Regions from separate parts of the Homo sapiens genome. Here region 2 is linked to region 1. The links are chromatin contacts, found by Hi-C or POLR2A ChIA-PET in ENCODE. All regions are on one chromosome and are shown on one strand. The core of a region is the stretch at or near the end of the contact, and the rest is flanking DNA. Distances in the headings are between cores, read along the strand shown.

The links. Hi-C counts contacts between places; a loop is a spot of excess contacts on that map. ChIA-PET counts read pairs that join two places held with the same protein, here RNA polymerase II (POLR2A). Pooled maps may share reads with other maps.
Region 2: a loop to region 1 is called in a map of CD14-positive monocyte, with 3 times the contacts of the local background. The contact joins two enhancer-like sites. A Hi-C loop is called at or near these places in 12 of 168 maps with a recorded cell type or tissue (CD14-positive monocyte, CD8-positive, alpha-beta T cell, HepG2 and 6 more), 2 of 37 single-sample maps with no recorded cell type and 17 of 50 pooled maps. POLR2A ChIA-PET finds 5 or more read pairs at or near these places in 19 of 52 experiments (AG04450, BJ, CD4-positive, alpha-beta T cell and 15 more).

Annotation. Positions count from the first base shown.
Region 1 is chr17:29,719,243-29,724,955 of GRCh38, forward strand. All of the region lies in intron 3 of SSH2 (slingshot protein phosphatase 2), which reads right to left. Among named protein-coding and RNA genes, the nearest start is that of SSH2-AS1, 83 kb to the left of the region's middle. RefSeq lists a silencer at 4,435-4,534. Within about 2 kb of position 3,594, at least 21 of the 41 ENCODE cell types and tissues checked have a DNase peak (open chromatin) inside an H3K27ac peak, as active enhancers do; they include CD14-positive monocyte, CD8-positive, alpha-beta T cell, OCI-LY7 and 1 more, where a contact is called at or near this core.
Region 2 is chr17:29,678,897-29,684,609 of GRCh38, forward strand. SSH2 (slingshot protein phosphatase 2) reads right to left here. Exons shown (of 16, transcript NM_001282129.2): 6 at 5,667-5,713. Among named protein-coding and RNA genes, the nearest start is that of SSH2-AS1, 42 kb to the left of the region's middle. Within about 2 kb of position 3,340, at least 7 of the 41 ENCODE cell types and tissues checked have a DNase peak (open chromatin) inside an H3K27ac peak, as active enhancers do; they include CD14-positive monocyte, CD8-positive, alpha-beta T cell, OCI-LY7 and 1 more, where a contact is called at or near this core.

The sequences.
Region 1 (5,713 bases), core at 2,344-4,843:
GAAACTCAGAATCTGTTACAATGGCACGTCCATCAATGTTCTCTTTGGGAGTTGTGTGATGGTCATGGTAGTGGTTAGGTGTTGGCTTTGAGCACTGTGAAATAAAGTTAAAGAGGAGTTTGGGCCCGGTGTGGTGGCTCACGCCTGTAATCCCAGCTACTCGGGAGGCTAAGGCAGGAGAATCACTTGAACCCGAGAGGTGGAGGTTGCAGTAAGCCAAGATCGTGCCACTCCAGCCTAACAGCCTAACTGACAGAGCAAGACTCTGTCTCAAAAGAAAAAAAAAAAAGAAAAAAAAAAGAAAAGGGGACTTTGTAACTATCATTTATTGAGTACCCACCTGTGTTAGGCATGATGCCTAGTACTTTACAACCACTATCTTAAAACAACTTGATGAACAGAAGTTCTTCCCATTTCACAGATGAGAAAACAAAGGTTTTGAGAGTAACTTGCTTAAACTTACCAATTACACAACTAGTAAATTACAGAGCAGGAGTCAAAATGTAGGCTTCTTTTCTTTTCTTCTTTTTTGAGACAGAGTTTTGCTCTTGTTGCCCAGGCTGGAGTGCAATGGCACAGTCTCGGCTCACTGCAACCTCCGCCTCCTGGGTTCAAGTGATTCTCCTGCCTCAGCCTCCCAAATAGCTGGGATTACAGGCACCTGCCACTGTGCCTAGTTAATTTTTGTAATTTTTTAGTAGAGATGGGGTTTCACCATGTTGGCCAGGGTGGTCTCGAACTCCTGACCTCAGGTGATTCACCTGCCTTGGCCTACTAAAGTGCTGGGATTACAGGCATGAGCCACTGTACCTGGCCTACAGGCCTATTTTCAAGTTTTGTTGTTTTTGTTTAAAACATCACTCCCTGGCTCTCTAGCATTTTGAATTCTTTGCCTGTTCTGTACAACAAGGACACCACAGTCCCATTGTAGTGTTATCCACCAATGTACCAATAGGGTTCTAAAAGTGAATTCTCAAATACTAGAACACCAAGGAATTTTTTTGTTATTTAAAAAATTGAGTCAGTTCAGTGCTACTTTATTTCAACCTTACCAGTAACTCTCAAAATTAATTGGCCACAAAAACTGAACTCCATCTGCAAAACAACAGTTTCTCAATTTTCCTTACCAAACCATCTCTTCTATAGTTGTTTTCTACCTTACTAGGCTGAACATAAAAAATATATTGCCAGTAGGACCTCTTAAAAGTTCCTCAAAGTTACTAATTCCCAAATATTAAACCACGGGGAACAGAGAAAGGCATGGTAAAGTATGTTGAATCTCTTTTAAATCTACTGCCTGGTTTTCTCTACTATCGCTGGACTGCCTGACTTTTTAAAGTCCCTGGACAAATTCTTCTTTTCGTAACTGTTTAAATGCATATTACAGATCCCTTGGGCCATGCACTAATGCACAAATGAAATCTAGGAGGGGCACTGCTGCCAGTGTTAGGTTCTGACACTTGCAAAAGCAGTTAACTTTTGTTAAAAAAAAAAAATTAACGATGATGGAGGAGGAGGAACAGGAGGAGGAAGAGAAAAAAATAGCAAAAGGCAAAGTCCAAATGACAATTTAAGGACCTGTCAAAGAAAAGGGAAAAGAGAAAGCAAGTAGAAGTCACTGTCCTTAATTACCTCACAATTTTTCACCCATCCAGTGTTCTCTGTTTCCTAGTCTTTTCCCCTTACAGAATCACTACAGAATTGTAACACCATTACAGATGAAAAATTCACTCTACTGGTTTCTTGCAAATTTAATTTATTAAGCTTTCTTGATGTCCAATCCAATGTTTAACAGTTCAAATTCACTAAATGCACATTTTAAAGTAAATTTATGAAGACGCAATGATCCACAGCTCTTGGGGAGCTGGGGACAAAGAGATCACACAGTAGTATTTTGCAGTACTCTAGAGTGGGATGTGAAATAACAATAATTCCAAACATTTTAGTTAGGGTTTAGAAAAAGAGGAAAATAACCTAATCAAAATGATCCAAGAGTAAATTTAACTTTCATATGTGTTTTAAATGTATCAGAGAAAAGAAGTTAAGATTCATTATATATTTGCTCCAGCATAGAACGGACATTGCAGTATAATCCTACACTTGTTCCCTGGATTGCTTTTAGGTTTTGGTCGAGCTAGGTCCTATAATCTACCCCAGTGGCAACTCAGGACCCAGGAAAACAAGGGAAAAAGGAAAAACTTTTAACCACCGGCTTTACTACTAAAGGCAAAATTTCTCTGCAATGATTGGAAGGAAAGCTAGAATTCTGAGGGTCTTTTGTTTTCTCACACAGTAAGACAGCTAGAAAAGCTGTATGTAAATCCTGCAGACTTCCTAAGTCATCAGGGGACCCTAGACACCACAGGTCCAACCCTTCAAATGTCTAAGTATTGGGGATTACGGTTTCTGAAAGGAAGGTGGCTGAAGATATTCAATAACAAACTTTCTACCAAAACAAGGAAACATGGTCCATTTTGTTCTTTTTGTCAAACAAGAAAGGGAAAATGATGAGGAGGCATGGATGTGTCCTTATTCACCATTAAGAAGACAAAGGGTGAGACATAACAGCTCTGAAAAGGGAGACGACCAGTTACAAGTGAAACACTATTACTAACAAGATTAGTCAGGTATTAGAAGAAATGAGGCTTGCAACTCAACAAAGGGCAGAAAAGTATAGACATGTCTTTTTTCTAAATGAGACTGTCCTTGGGTGGGCAGGGTAATGTTTCTTGAAAGTCAATGTAATTTGTAAGGCCGGATGCAGTGGCTCACGCCTGTAATCCCAGCACTTTGGGAGGCTGAGGAGGGTGGATCACGAGGTCAGGAGTTCAAGACCAGCCTAGTCAAGATGGTGAAACCCCATCTCTACTAAAAATACAAACATTAGCTGGGCATGGTGGCCGGCACCTGTAATCCCAGCTACTCGGGAGGCTGAGGCAGAGAACTGCTTGAACCCGGGAGGTGGAGGTTGTAGTGAGCCGAGATCGCGCCACTGCACTCCAGCCTGGGCAATAGAACGGGACATTATCTCAAAAAAAAAAAAAAAAAAGTCAGTGTAATTTACAACAGCAGTTTCTAAATATTAAAAAAATCCTTCACACATGTTATATGTCTTACTTTTAAAAAGTTGGATCTCAGCCATACTCTAGAGTACTTGGGTTTCAAAAGTCAGAAAGGAAAATAAAAATAAGGACTCATCGATGGAGTACTGATAAGCTGCAATGTCCTTTGAGTAACTCAAGACCAAAAACCAAAAGATAATGCCAGGAGAAAAACAGGGAAGTGGCTAAATGACAAAGTATCTGAACTTCTGCTTAAGACAAAGGACACAATTACGCAAAAAGCTATGCACGGGAAGATAACATGGCAGGAATGAAAACAGCTATCAATAAGGATAGTAATATTGTGGGTGATTTTTTTCTTTTTGAAAATTTTCTTAAATTATGTTATTATACTGTGTTTTCAGTTTTTAAAAAGGACCGAAAAGTGGGGAGGGGCAGTACAGGAAAACACACCGTGGGAACAGAGTCAAGCACACAGATGGTTTGCGTAAGCTAAATTTTCAGACATCTGCCTTTGTGCAAGACTGGAAAAAGTAGAGCTGCTGTCAACAAGTTCTCTGCAGTGAGAGAGGGGTGGAGCCTGAGAGAAAGTGAACCGTGAAGAAACCAACAATCCGAAGCCACAGGGCTGAAGAACAAATAATTTCTTAGATTAAGTTCCTCATTTATGAGCTACCCCTCTTCCCAAAATGCTTTGCCATCGGCAATGTCTACTACTCAAATAAGGAGACCTTAAGCTGCCCATATGTCTCCACTTAAGTGACTGAGGTTCTCTGTCAGTAGCACTACTTAGCTCTATGCAAGATATCCCATCTCTGTGGGCAAGATATCCCATCTCTGTGGGAGATGAGATATGGTACAATATACTGTATAAAAATCTGGGTGAGATGCAAATGGCCCCAAACCTCCCTTCATTTTCCAATTCCAAATAAAAAAAAGCTTATCATGTACAGAAAACTCATGTAAAAGCAAAGACAATACAGTTGTTCATCTGCTCTACTGCCTTGCTTTGATATATGTTTAACTTTATTTCTGTTTAGTTAAATGAATACTCCTAGGCCTATATTGTTTGCTCTTGCATGTAAGGCAATGAAGGGAAATTGCCATTCACACTGCTTTATATAGTGCCCAGTGTAACGCTATATACACAGTGCTTAATGAATGTGATCTGAAAATGGCAATAGGGAAGCTGAAGACTCAAGAACACTTTGGAAGATAAGAAAGTATGGAAGATATTACAAAACCTCTTCTCTGGTACATGTGAAGAACGGGAAGGTAACATGGCAGGAATGGAAATGGCCCTAAGTAAGGAACTTAACATTGTGGGTAATTTTTTCTCTTTTTGAAAATTTTCTTTAATGATATTATTCTGTGTTTTCAATTTTTATAAAGGACCAAAGTGATTCTGGGGTGGGGGGTAGGGCAGCTCTTCTGGCAGGTGAGAAAGCCCACATTTGTCATACAAACCACAGGAAAGGCCTTATTTGTTCTTGTTTGCAGCCTTTAATCAGGCCTCATGCTAGGGGGAACTTCTTCCACTTGAAAAATTTACTTGCAAAGTTCTATCTGGTGTTCTGTCTTGAACTTCCCTTTTCTGAGAAGTTGGGTGTATTGTATGGGATACTCCCATACATCTACCTTCTGGGCAAACTGACTACAAAAGATGTGGGAAATCTCTTGTTCAGGCACAGTAGCCTCTCTTAGGTCCTATATAAGCTCCTCTTCCTGAATTCTCAGTCAGTTAATTCCACATAGTTCACAGGACCCACATTTTCCTGTTGGTGACAGCAAAAGCTACAACAGACCAAATTATAATTTAATCAACTAGATACAGATTTTAACTCAAAGGTGTAATACATGCAAAACAGAGGAAGGTGCCTATTCTTTCTGTACTCATATAATCTAACTGAGGTTTTAAAATGTGGATGTCAGAACCTATTCTAGCCGGGCAGGGTGGCTCACACCTGTAATCCCAGCACTTCGGGAGGCCGAGGTGGGTGGATGGCCTGAGGTCGGGAGTTCAAGACCAGCCTGACCAACATGGTGAAACCCCATCTCTACTAAAAATACAAAATTAGCCGGGCGTGGTGGCACATGCCTGTAATCCCAGCTACCTGGGAGGCTGAGGCAGGGGAATCACTTGAACCCGGGAGGCGGAGGTTACAGTGAGCCAAGATTGTGCCATTGCACTCCAGCCTGGGCAACAAGAGCAAAACTCTGTCTCAAAAAAAAAAAAAAAAAACAAAACCCTATTCTAAGGACCCAGATTACCAAATCTTTTTTTTTTTTTTTTTTTTTTTCAAAGAGACAGAGTCTCGCTCATTGCCCAGGCTGGAGTGCAGTGGTGCATTCTCAGCTCACTGCAACCTCCACCTCACGGGTTCTAGCAATTCTCCTGCCTCTGCCTCCCGAGTAGCTGGGATTACAGGCGCATGCCACCATGCCCAGCTAATTTTTGGTATTTTAGTAGAGACAAGGTTTCACCATGTTGCCCAGGCTGGTCTCAAACTCTTGAGTTCAGGCAATCCACCCACCTCGGCCTCCCAAAGTGCTAGGATTACAGGTGTGAACCACCGTGCCTGGCCGTTAATTTTTTCTGAAGGTGTTCTAGTTGATTCTGAAACTCAGTTTGGTTTGAAAACTTTTCAAGA
Region 2 (5,713 bases), core at 2,090-4,589, 41 kb before region 1:
CAGAGATGAGTTTTTGCCATGTTGACTAGGCTGGTCTCAAACTCCTGGCCTCAGAGTGATCCACCCGTCTCAGCCTCCCAAAGTGTTGGGATTACAGGCATGAGCCACTGCACCCGGCCTAAAATGCTATTTCAATCTCACATTAGCCCAGGAAGGGCTTTAAGTTAATGGAAGAGGTTCGTACAGAAAGCCATGGACCCCTGATTGTATGCTCTATCACATCTCTTCTCTGGGAAACAGTAACCTACCCTAGGCTACTGCCACTATCTCTCCTTAACGCTGCTGTAACTGCTTTCCCACTCTGGCTAGTCTCCGAAAGGCTTCCATGATGCTCCATGCCAATCTATCTAGAGCGGAAGCATGGTGTACTAGAAAGAATCTGGCATAACCATACTGTGGAAAAGCACAGTATGGTTAAGAGCTCTGGAACCTGGGTTCACAGTATGATTATGGGCTCTGGAACCTGGTTTCTTGCACTAACTGTATAATCTTTTTTTAAAATTTATTTTTATTTTTTTTTTTATTTTTAAGATGGAGTTTCACTCTTGTTGCCCAGGCTGGAGTGCAATGGTGTGATATCGGCTCACTGCAACCTCCACCTCCTGGTTCAAGCGATTCTCCTGTCTCAGCCTCCTGAGTAGCTGGGATTACAGGCATGCACTACCACGCCCAGCTAATTTTGTATTTTTAGTAGAGATGGGGTTTCTCCATATTGGTCAGGCTGGTCTTGAACTCCCAACCTCAGGTGATCCACCCGCCTTGGCCTCCCAAAGTGCTGGGATTACAGGCGTGAGCCACCGCGCCCAGCAACTGTATAATCTTAGGCAAATTACTTAACTGTCTTGTGCCTTAATTTCTTCATTTGTAAAACTGGGATAAAAATATCTTCTTCATTGTACTGTTTTGAAGATTAAATAACAAATAAAAGAGTAAAATAGTGTCTAAGTGCCTAAAATGTAATAGTCATTACCATTTATTGAACATCTACTATGCCAAAAGATCTGGGATTGATTTCCTTCAGTATTACAACTTTTTTTTAAACAAATTATTTAACCTCTCTCAGCCTTAATTTCTTCATCTTGAACTGTGAATAATAAAACCTATTCTCATAGATATAGGTATAAAGACATAACATACTTAAAATAAAACAATATATGTGAATATACTGTCCTGTAAAACAAATGTTGAATATGAATCTGTAATGGGTGCTCTAATATATCTGAAAGTGATTGGGGGAAGGGGAAACCATTATGCTTTAAAAACAACATAATGAATACCAAACTTTAACTGTTAGTCACTGCAGGGTTAAAGGAGGCTAGCCCTTAGTTGGGCTTTCCACTACACTTGCTGGCCTGTGCTGCTTAACACCTTAAGAGTGATTCCAGGCCAGGCACGGTGACTCATGCCTGTAATCCCAGCACTTTGGGAGGCCGAGGTCAGGAGTTCAAGACCAGCCTGGCCAACATGGCGAAACTCCATCTCTACACTAAAAATACAAAAATTAGCTGGGTGCAGGGGCAGACAGACACCTGTAATCCCAGCTACTCGGGAGGCTGAGGCAGGAGAATCACTTGAACCTGGGAGGTGGAAGTTGCAGTGAGCTGAGATTTGCGCCATTGCACTCCAGCCTGGGAGACACAGCAAGACTCCCTCTCAAAAAAAAAAAAAAAAAAAAAAAAAAAAAGAGTGATTCCAGAGCTCAGGAGATTCAAATCAAGACTGAAACAGCTTATCCACATTAGAACCTGGACCTGAACAACAGAAACACAGCTACCATGCCAGAGTCCAGGAGCAAGACAGCTCTACCACAAGTTTTGTTGAGTAGATGAGATGAGCGCACAAAAAAATTTGTTTTGAAAACGGCTTCCCAAGATGAAGTGGGGATAGTTTTACAGTAGCTTTTTGTTTTGTATTTAGTGAGTGCTTAGCCAGGTTCTTAGCAACAAGTATAATTTTGAGTATAAATATGGTGGGTTGGTAGCCCAATGACAAATCTAGAAATTAACTATATAAAAAGATACAGAAGCTGCAAAAGAGTGTGATCTATAAGCTTGTGACCAGATTTTGGTTAACCTTTGGACAAGTGACATTGATATACAGGAATCGACATTACATTTTTGGCTTGTATTCAGGCCAGAGTGCTTTTTTACATTAAGAAGTAGCTTTTTCAGCAGGGCGTGGTGCCTGTAATCCCAGCACTTTGGGAAGCAGAGGCGGGCGGATCACGAGGTCGAGATAGAGACCATCCTGGTCAACATGGTGAAACCCCGTCTACTAAAAATACAAAAATTAGCTGGGCATGGTGGTGTGCGCCTGTAGTCCCAGCTGCTTGGGAGGCTGAGGCAGGAGAATCGCTTGAACCCAGGAGACGGAGGTTGCAGTGAGCTGAGATTGCACCACTGTACTCCAGCCTGGCCACAGAGTGAGACTGTCTCAAAAAAAAAAAAAAAAAAAAAAAAAAAAAAAGTAGCTTTTTCACGCAACAGGAAGGAAAGGACTGAATAAGGCACGCTTGGTATTTTTATCCAGGTTACCTCAGTCTCTCAAGATTTTTCTCCATTTAAGTATAACTACTTATTTTAGTAAATATTCAATTCATTCAATAAAAATTTATTTAGTGCCTACTATGTACCAGACATTTCAAGGTGTTAGGGGTACAAAAAGAAATGGAAAAAAAAAACCCCAAAAAACCATGAAGCTCTATTATTTTATAACTTAAAATATGTTACACTTTAGAAACCAAGATTATGCTGCATATTTAAAAAATTATTAAAATATAACATAATACTCAAAGAACTTGTAAATGGGCTAAATGAATTGGCTGCAACGTATTATTAAGAACTATTTGTACTTGTCATAATCTGGGTTCCACTTTGGCTTAATACTATTTTGAAGCATTAACATTTACATTCTCAGATATGAAATGATACAAATTCAAATTCCTTCAACAACAACTGAGACAGAAATGATTTTAGATTACCTGAGCATCTGAGACTTCTTACTGTCCAAGGAACTCATTAAAGCAGAGGATGTATGGGAATTTCATAATAGCAAGTTTAGCAAACAGAATGAAAACTAGTTTCTAGCTTTTCATGTTTTAAGTTTGTCTTCTATAAACTATAATTTCCTTTGGCTAGTGACACTGGTCAGATATGATTCAGACAGGGCCATTGGCAAAAGATAGATGTAATTTACTGAGTATAAACTACTGGATACCTATATTAATATGCATTCTTTCTGGTAAAGTTTAGGACAAAGTGAAAGAGAAATGATTAGACATGTGCTTGCTCATATTCTGGGTCAGGAGAATCTGCAGTTATTGTCTTCTGTCTCTAGGGGAAGATTCAATTGAAGCTTCATGAGGTTCCTGTTCCTGTTTTATAGGGTTTTCAAGGGAGGGGGTCAGGGAGAACTGAACAAAGGAAATATGAGCTAGAACAGTGCTGTCCAACTGAACTTTCTGCAAGAATGGAAAATGTTCTATACATGTACTGTCTAATACGATAGCCACTAGCACATACGGTTACTGAATACTTGAAATGTGACTAGTTAGAACTGAGGAATTGAAATTTCATTTAATTTTAATCTATTTAAAAAGACACGTGCATGCTGTATGCAGTGGCTCATGCCTATAATCCCAGCACTCAGGAAGGCAGAGGCAGGAGCTCAGGAGTTGAGACCAGCCTGGGCAACACAGAGAGACTGTGTTCTTCACAAAAAGGAAAAAAGAAAAGAAGAGAAGAGAAAAGGAAGGAAGATGAAAGAAGGAAGGAAGGCAGGCAGGCAAGAAGGAAGGAAGGGGCACATATGGTTAGTGGCTACTATACTGGACAACACAGATCTAGAAAGATTAAAAACCTAAATTAGAGGTCCTAAAATCCTAATGAATGTAAACAAGGTAGGTGCTGTTATAGGAAAATGCTTACTGAAAGCTCTGTTGCTTAATCAGAAGTTAAAACCATGCAGGAGAAATCTTCCTAAATCTGGTTTACAAGCCTGTGTAAATTCAGAGCCTACAATTAAATGCTGTTAAGTGGTATACAAGCTAATAACTTTGGCTTTGGGAATTCCTGTGAACCCCCAAGTCATTTTCAGGTTGACTTCTATATAGGAATAAGGTAAACATTGGTTTGGGAAACTTTCTAGTGACAAAGTGATTTTTTCCCCTCAACATCAGGAAAATTAGAATCATTCCCAGGCTCCTCCTCTCTTTGTGGCTAAATTTCCCTAGGCCTGGGTCACACCCCTAGCTACCCCATAGTTCCATTCTAATCCTGAACCAGGAAGTCAATGCTTTGAGACATCTGGCAGGATTTCCTGAGGCTAATTATCCACAGCGTAAAGATCTGCTTAGCAGCCACATTCCAAAGTCTTCCGAAGGTTTCTCCAGAAAAAGTGGGAAAAATAAAAAAGGAAAGCAACAAACCTTAAGGACACACGAAAAGGCCAGGTGTTGTGTGTCATCTTTCATCATAGAATGTAAAGTACAGCTAAAGCCAAAGGTACATAAAAAGTTCTGCTTTGAGTTTAAGGAGCCATCCCGTACCACCCCATCCCCGCCCCGCCCACCATCCTTTTTAACTCAATAGAAGGAAAAAGGAGGCATAGCATTTGGTAAAAGCAAGGTTTAAACAAAACAGACTGTAGTTTAAGTGGGATCTCTTTGTATCTGGGACTACTGGTATACTACCACAAAGGGTAGGTGCCCTAGAATCACCAAAGTGAATCATTACTGACTACAATAGAGTAGGCCAGGTGCAAGGCTCATGCCTGTAATCCCAGCACTTTGGGAAGCCGAAGTGGGAGGATTGCTTAAGCCCAAGAATTCAAGACCAGCCTGGCCAACATAAGGAAATCTTCTCTCCAGAAAAATAAGGAAAAAAAAAAAAAAAAGACCAAATAGCTGGGTATGGTGGTGCATGCCTGTACTTCTAGCTACTTAGGAGGCTGAGGTGGAAGGATTCCTAGAGCCCAGGAGGAATTTGAGGCCGTAGTGAGCTGTGACTGCATCACGGCACTTCAGCCTGGGCAGCAGAGCGAGACGCTGTCTCAAAAAGAGAAATAAAAAGGCAGCTTTTTTTCCATGGAAATGTAACTTTGAAACCACTTGCTTTATATTGTGACTATCTAAAGATGAGATGAAGGTATGGAATAATGGTAAATTGGAAACACACGACCAAAGACATTCACTAAACATTCTTGTTTCTCAAGACTGTGGCTAAGATACTTATGTTCTTTAGTTTTATGTCTTGTACTTTAACAGCAGAACTGCACAAGATATTTTTGTGATAAAAGGCAACTGGGGCCAGGCACGGTGGCTCACGCCTGTAATCTCAGTACTTTGGGAGGCTGAGGTGGGTGGATCACTTGAGGTCAGGAGTTTGAAACTGGCCAATATGGCAAAACCCCATCTCTACTAAAAATACAAAAATTAGTTTGGCATAGTGGTGTACACCTGTAATTCCAGCTACTCAGGAGGCTGAGGCAGGAGAATCGCTTGAACCCGGGAGGCGGAGGTTGCAGTGAGCCGAGATTGAGCCACTGCACTCTAGTCTGGGCAACAGAGTGATGACACTCCGTCCCCATTAAAAAAAAAAAAAAAAAAAAGCAACTGGAACAGGTTACTTAAAAAGCAGTTTTCACATTTTGAAATGGTACCACCATACCTGTCATTAGAGGAGAAATCCATTCCTAGGACGATGCTTTCTTCAGT